2 separate regions of the Homo sapiens genome follow, and region 1 is linked to region 2. A link is a contact called in ENCODE Hi-C data. All regions are on one chromosome and are shown on one strand. The core of a region is the stretch at or near the end of the contact, and the rest is flanking DNA. Distances in the headings are between cores, read along the strand shown. Region 1 holds the start of METTL26 (methyltransferase like 26). Region 2 holds the start of CLCN7 (chloride voltage-gated channel 7).

Evidence for each region. Hi-C counts contacts between places; a loop is a spot of excess contacts on that map. Pooled maps may share reads with other maps.
Region 1: a loop to region 2 is called in a pooled map, with 5 times the contacts of the local background. The contact joins the promoter of METTL26 here to the promoter of CLCN7 in region 2. A Hi-C loop is called at or near these places in 4 of 50 pooled maps.

The regions. Positions count from the first base shown.
Region 1 is chr16:634,257-637,774 of GRCh38, forward strand. METTL26 (methyltransferase like 26) reads right to left here and starts at 2,049. Exons shown (of 6, transcript NM_032366.5): 1 at 1,838-2,049; 2 at 1,356-1,518; 3 at 1,025-1,084; 4 at 633-700; 5 at 463-541; 6 at 174-388. The coding sequence starts at 2,034. The coding sequence ends at 341. TRG-CCC2-2 (tRNA-Gly (anticodon CCC) 2-2) reads right to left here and starts at 2,550; the gene lies at 2,480-2,550. It overlaps LOC100287175 (a long non-coding RNA gene), which reads left to right and starts at 2,696. Exons shown (of 4, transcript NR_149003.1): 1 at 2,696-2,800. RefSeq lists enhancers at 989-1,648, 3,079-3,518 and silencers at 1,711-1,890, 1,941-2,060.
Region 2 is chr16:1,473,736-1,477,533 of GRCh38, forward strand. It overlaps CLCN7 (chloride voltage-gated channel 7), which reads right to left and starts at 1,293. Exons shown (of 25, transcript NM_001287.6): 1 at 1,099-1,293. The coding sequence starts at 1,239. RefSeq lists silencers at 1,036-1,245, 1,366-1,715 and an enhancer at 1,253-1,796.

The DNA of each region.
Region 1 (3,518 bases), core at 799-3,298, 840 kb before region 2:
GCATCCCCAACCAGCTCCATCCTGCCTCAGCAGCTGTCTCGGCCCCAATCCCACTGCCCGAGCTCCAGCAGCAAGGATCAGGACGTCCCAAGCCCTTGACCCCACAGGAGACCCCGTCTCCCACCCAACCTCACAAGGTGCTCCTAGGAGGAGGTGGGGCAGACACCAGCAAGCCGGCAGCAGGACATGCTTTATTCTGAGCAGGCTGGGCCCTTCGGCCAGCGGCTGAGAGCACAGACTGGGTGGGGCTGTCGTCCACAAGGTCCGGCCTAGGGAGGCAGGGTTCGTGCCTCACAGAGCCTCCGGCAGGGATGCAGGTGTGCGGGGGTGAAGGAGGGGCTTAGTTTTTCCGGAAGATCAGGCATTTGTTGTTGGCTGGCATGTCCACCTGGAGAAACACTTTGCTGGAGGACGGCCCTCAACCCCTAGAGAGGTTGCCTGGGCCCCCGCTCCCCCACCTACCATCCTCTCCAGGAGCAGGCCACTGGCCTTTCCCAGGTCCTCCAGGAGGGCTGTGTCCCGAAGCCCCCATTCTGGGTTCCTGCAGAGGGTGGGGAGATGGAGTCATGGCCTGGGGGGTGCCACCCAAGCCACCTGCCACCTGAGCCAGACCCCCCGCCTCTAGCTCTGACCTGCATCTGAGCATCAGGTCAAAGTCCACGTTGCTCTGGGGGGAGATCTTCCCATTGATGGCATAGGGCTGTGGGCATGGGGACACAGCCCACTGGACCAAGGTCGGGGTATTTCCCAGAGAGCCTGGGACAGACTTGCAGGCTGGGGTTTGGAGAATGAAAGGGCACCCCCTCCCTGTCCCCAAGAGGGAGTCAGCCAAGGCCAGCCTGGTGGGCAAGGGGGTAGGGAGGCTGGCAGATGACCCAGGGAGGGGTACAGACTGGAAGTGGAGGGGAGGCCGTGCTGGTGGCTGGGCGGGGGGCAGGGAGCCCAGGAGGGAGGACTCTCAGCAGGGCAGGAGACAGCAGCTAGGACTGGGAGCGGGAGGCCCGCCGTGGACAGGCCCACTCACCCCGTAGGTGATGAGCAGGGCCCTGGGTTTGAGCAGGTGTCCTGCTGCTCTGAAGAGCCCCTGGTGAGTAGGAACAGGACGGCAGTGAGGTGCTGCCCCCAACAGAAGCCAGGCCCTGAGGCTGGAGACCCTCACCCCGACTGTGATGGGGGAGGCTGGAGACCCTCACCCCGACTGTGATGGGGGAGGCTGGAGACCCTCACCCCGACTGTGATGGGGGAGGCTGGAGACCCTCACCCCGACTGTGATGGGGGCAAATCTGGCATCCCAGCTGCCCCCATGCAGGGTGAGTGGTGCCACGGCAGACACCCATGCTGGGCTCCCCACAGACCTCCGTGCAGCGCAGGGGGCTGACATGGGCCATGTTGATGCAGAGCAACAGGTCCAGCGACTGTGGCAGGATCCCGCCCCAGTGCTCCCAGCCCCACGTCACGTCCAGGTGTAGCGGGGCCTTCACGTTGGTCAGGCCCTGGGCTTGCGTGGTGGCCGCGATGCTGCAGGAGGCGAACGCTTGGGTGGGGGCCGAGTCCTGTGCACCCGCCTTTCCGACGCCCCCACAGAATTTCTTAGGGGAGGCTGGGGGGCACGTTGAGGAGCGGAGACCAAAGCGGCTGGGAAGGGGGACCCCGAGGTCCACCCACTTCCGCAGCCGCGGGGGCCGCACAGCTAGGGCCTGCCCCGGGGGCACCCCCAGGCTCCCACCCCGCACCCTCAGAGCCCGAGCCGCATCCTTTTCCTCCGGGGCTGCGGGCCGTGGGCTCTTGAGGCCCCGGACCGCCGCACCGATAGAAGTGGCCGCCCCGGGGGCCGCACCTGTCCAGGCAGCGCTGGTCCACGTCCGACGGCTGCCACTCGGCCAGGGGGAAGGCCCGCGCGAAGTGCGCTGCGTGCTGGCCGGAGCCCGAGGCCACCTCGAGGACGCGGACGCCACGCTGGGCCGGATCCAGGTACTGCCGCAGCACGTGCAAGATGGGATCCTTGTTCCGCTCCGCGGCCGCCGCCACCAGCATCGCGGCAGCAACAACTCCCCGCCGCGGACGCGGCGCGGGTCGCGTCGGGGGCGGTGGCCGGGCTTCCGCGGGGCACGTCGGGAGCTGTAGTCCAGATACCGCGGGGCACGTCGGAAGCTGATAAACTACAACTCCCAGGAGCACGCGCGCCTCCTGTTAAAGGACCAGCAGTCGCCAGAGGCACGGTGGGGAGCGGCTCAGCGGTGTGTGGCGGTCCCAGGCAGGGGACTGAACGGCGAGCTTGGCTTGCTGGTTTACAGGCGCCTCAGCTCAGGCACCCTGTCGCCCATGGCCGTCCAGGGTTTTCAGGGCACCTGTGTCACTCTCCGAAATTTGTGTCAGCGCTGCGCCAGACTGGGCGCCTTCCCTTGGTTTCGGGTTTTCTCTACTTTTAAATTTCTGGCGTTAGCGAGAGTTCGATGTTCAAATGGGAAAAAAAACTAAGTGCGCCGCCCGGGAATCGAACCCGGGTCGCAAGAATGGGAATCTTGCATGATACCACTACACCAGCGGCGCTGTCTAAGACAGTTGCTGCCCGCGGAGACAAGAGACTGTGACGCGGGAAGTCCTCCGGGCGTGCGCCGCCGCTGGCGCCGGGCTCAGCGCAAGGGAGCTGGCGACTGCATAGGAGGACCCAGCTGGCGGGACCGCGAGGGTAAGAGTCTCGCGGTGCCCCCCAGTGCCGGAGGGGAAGGAGCGGGCGTGAAGGACGCGAGCTGGAGGACAGTCTCGATTCGGGCCTGAGCCGTGGAAGCCGTTGGCCTTCGTGAGCCGATGGGGGCGAGGCCCTGTCGGGGCGGGGCTGGGGAGAGGGCGGGGCTGGGCTGGGGCCCCCTGTTGGTCCGAGTTTAGGGCGGGGTTGCCGGAGGGGCGGGGCCATATCGGGGCGGGTCCGAGAGGGGAGGCGGGGCTGGGGGGCGGGACATGAGTGTGGACTGGCGGGTTGGGGCGGGGCCAGAGCGGGGTTGCGGCAGGGGCGGCAGGGGCGGCAGGGGCGGCAGGGGCGGCAGAGGGCGGGGCGGGCGGTCCCAGCCTGCAGAACTGGGCGGTCTGCGGGAGGGGCACGAATAATGCCCCAGGGTTTCTCTGTGACACTGGGGTAACAGCACCAGCTCAGGGCCCACGGATAGCGTGAGGGGTCGGTCGGTGACCCCCGAAATCAAGTCACAGGCCGCGATTTATGTGCGCCCGAGGGTTGGGGTCCCAGCCTCAGAGCCGGGCTCTTCTCCAGAAAGTGCCAAGCGCCTGGCTCTGCATTCAGGACTGGCTTAGCGCCTTTGCTGAGCCGTTTTTCACCAATGGGAACCCCATATCGCTCTGGCTAGGGCAAGGACGTTGGAAGGGGTAAACCAGGGAGGGCCAGTCACGTGGCTCAGGGTAGGAGAGTGGCTTACAGGCTGCCAGTCTGGGACTGGGAACGCGGGCCATGGGGGGCTCAGGGAGTCAGGGGTCAGGGACAACCCTGCCAGGAGATGTTGGTGTCC
Region 2 (3,798 bases), core at 43-2,542:
AATAACTGCAAAGCAGATTAAGACCCATCAACAAAACGGTCCATTAACTCAAAAGTAACACAATACGGCCAGGCGCAGTGGCTCACGCCTGTAATCCCAGCACTTTGGGAGGCTGAGGTGCGGGGGATCACGTGAGGTCGGGAGTTCGAGGCCAGCCTGACCAACACGGAGGAACCCCGTCTCTACTAAAAATACAAAATTAGCCGGGCGCGGTGGCGCACGCCTGTAATTCCAGCTACTCAGGAGGCTGAGGCAGGAGAGTCACTTAAACTCGGGAGGTGGGGGTTGCAGTGAGCCGAGATCGCGCCATTGCACTCCAGCCTGGGCAACTACAGTGAAACTCCGTCTCAAAAAAAAAAAAATATTAAGACAATACACAGACAGGGAAACAAATGTACCCGCAACGGTTCTCCAGACCTTAACACTGCTCAGACGCACGCTGCAGGGTGACATGCGGAACGCATTCCAACCTCTGACTTGCTGCTTATTGTGTTTGCCTGCACATTGCAAATTCAACTCGGTGCGAAGGGAGACTGAGTACAAATACTCGTCACTCCCAAGATCACCTGAAAGTCGGGACTGATCCCCACACAGAAAGATGGCAGATAAAGGCGCTCAGTCATTCTCACTGAAAGACAGTGACCCGGCTGCAATCTTAACTGTTTCCATCTCCCAGGGGGTCAAAAACGCAAACAAAATTAGTTGCTCGTGTAGGATGACAATTTTTAAAAGTCACCTGAACAGAAAGCCACTTGCACCCCTTTAGGGCCAGTCTGGGGGACACCGGAGGGAATGAACGTGCGCCACGGCTGCCCCGGCGCCCCTCAGCGCCCCACATTCCGCGGGGTCTGGCGAGCTCCGCCTCGCCCACGCAGCCCTCCCGGCCACCGAGCCCGGCGCGGCCTCCGAAGACTCCAGACCCCAGGCGCCCCCGCCAGCCCGGCCCCGCCGAGGAGCCCCGGGGCGCGTTCCCGAGTCCACCGCGCCTCGGTCGCCTCCAGGACCGAGACACGCGGCGCCGCCAGAAGGCTCACGAGGGCGCGGGCTGCGGGGCGCACGAGGGCTCAGTTTCCCCGCCTGCGCCCTGCCCGGCCTCACCTGGCGCGCAGCCCCAGGCCCAGCCCCGTTCAGCAGCGGCGTCCCCCCGCCGGGCCGCGCCGTCCTCCGCAGCAGCGGCGCCGCCTCCTCGTCGTCCCGGTCCCGGCCGGACCAGGACACCTTCTTAGAGACGTTGGCCATGGCCCGCCGCGGAGCGACACCGGCCGGGAAGCGCCGGCTGCCCCCGTGTTTGTTCTCGTGACCCGCGCCGGCGGCCACGTGACGCGCGACGGGGCCACGTGATGAGCGACGGCGACCATGTGACCTGCAACGGCAACCACCGAGGCCCGGTCGCGCGGGGGCTCCTGGGAGCCGCGCTCCCGGCGGGTCGTGGCGCCGCCCGCCCTAGAGAATCGCCGCGGCCCTGAGGACCCCGTTCTGCCCACGCGACTGCAAAGGCGGCCCCGTTGGGCTGAGCGCCGAGTGCTTGGGAGGCGAATGGCCGCCCCCGGGACCTCGGGCCCGGGAGTCGGGGCGAGGGAAGCGCCCGGGGCCTGAGGGCAGGAGCCGGCTGGAGGGGCTCCCCCAGGCCCGGTCGCCCGCGCCGATCGTGACGGAGCCGCGGTGGGGAAGGGAGGAGGGAGGCAGGGGCGAGGGCAGGCCTTTCCTTGCCATAGGCGGCGGCTAAAGACGTGAAGGATGAAATTAGAAGTCCCGAAGCATGCATCCGCCCTCGCAGTAGGCACTCGGGCGAGGGTCGGAGTGGAGGCTTCCTCCAGGCAGCCCCAGAGGGTCCTCCCGCCTAATGAGAAAAGAACAGAAGGCGAGTCCTCTTCAACGATCAGGCCCCAGAGACAGTACAGGAGGGTCGCCTCTGGAAACTGCCGGCTACTACGCAGATAGCTGTGAATTAGCCAAATAGCCGCCCGGACCCTGTACCCGCACCAGGGCACAGCCCATCACTAATCAATGGTATTTCCATAAACCAAAGAGAATTCTTGACAGCTTTACATCAGCCCCCACCCTGTCCCCACCTTCTGGGTCATTTATTTATTTATTTTGAGACAGGGTCTCCTTCTGTCGCCCAGGCTGGAGTGCGGTGGTGCGGTCACAGCTCAGTGCAGCCTTGACCTCCTGGACTCAAGCCATCCTCCCGCCTCAGCCTCTGGAGTAACAGGGACCACAGGCCTGCACCACCACACCCGGCTAATTTTTGCTGTGGAGCTCACAGTGTGTTGCCCAGGCTGTTCTCAAACTTCTGACCTCAAGTGATCCTTCCACGTTAGCCTCTAGAGTAAACTCTTTATATTTTGTGCCTCATCCTCTTCCTTTTAAAAGGTCGATATTTTTATTATTGAGACGGAGTCTCACTCTGTCGCCCAGGTTGGAGTGCAGTGGCCCAATCTCGGCTCACTGCCTCCCGGGTTCATGCCTCAGCCTCCCGAGTAGCCGGGACTACAGGCGCCCGTCACCATGGCCGGCTAATTTTTTGTATTTTTAGTACAGATGGGGTTTCACTGTGTTAGCCAGGATGGTCTCGATCTCCTGACCTCGTGATCCACCCGCCTCGGCCTCCCAAAGTGCTGAGATTACAGGCGTGAGTCACGGTGCCCGGCCTTTTTTTAAATTATTATTATTATTTTTTTATTTTTGAGACACAGTCTCACTTTGTCACCCAGGCTGAAGTACAATGACAAGATCATAGCTCACTGCAGCCTTGACCTCTTGGGTTCAAGGGATCCTCCTTCCTCAGCCTCCTGAGTTGCTAGGACTCTTCGTATGAGCCACCATGCCCGGCCATGGTTGGCATTTCTTTTTTCTTTTTCCTTCTTTTTTTTTTTTTTTTTTGAGACGGAGTTTCACTCTTGTCACCCAAGCTGTAGTGCAATGGCGCTATCTTGGATCACTGCAACCTCCGCCTCCTGGGTTCAAATGATTCTTCTGCCTCAGCCTCCCGAGTAGCTGAGATTACAGGCACCCGCCACCACACCTGGCTAATTTTTCTTTTTTTTGTTTCCTTTTGGTTTTTTTTGAGACAGAGTGTCGCTCTGTTGCCCAGGCTGGAGTGCAATGGCGTGATCTTGGCTCACTGCAAGCTCCGCCTCCCGGGTTCACGCCATTCTCCTGCCTCAGCCTCCCAAGTAGCTGGGACTACAGGCGCCCGCCACCACGCCCGGCTAATTTTTTGTATTTTTAGTAGACCCGGGGTTTCACCGTGTTAGCCAGGATGGTCTCAATCTCCTGACCTTGTGATCCGCCTGCCTTGGCCTCCCAAAGTGCTGGGATTACAGGCATGAGTCATGGCGCCAGGCCTAATTTTTGTATTTTTAGTAAAGATGGGATTTCTCCACGTTGGCCAGGCATGTCTTGAACTCCTGACCTCAGGTGATCCACCCACCTTGGCCTCCCAAAGTGCGGGGATTACAGGAATGAGGCACCGTGCCCGGCCCAGGGTCAGCATTTCTTAACGGTGAAGGGAAAAAAGAAACCTAGCAGGCGCCACCTGAACCAAGCAACCCAGTTCAGCATTGCTGGTGATGGGATAAGGTGGCATCGTGTGCCTCCTGATGTGATGCACCAGGAAGGACACAACGTCCCTTCCGGAGCATTCCTGCAAAACATGCTCACCTTGAGTCCACTCATAAAGGGGAAACACCAGATAATCCCACTTTGAGGGACAGCCTGCTGAACATCTAGGCCATCTTCTTCCACAATGTCAGTATTGTGAAAGAGACAAAGAGAGGCTGAGGAGACAACCTC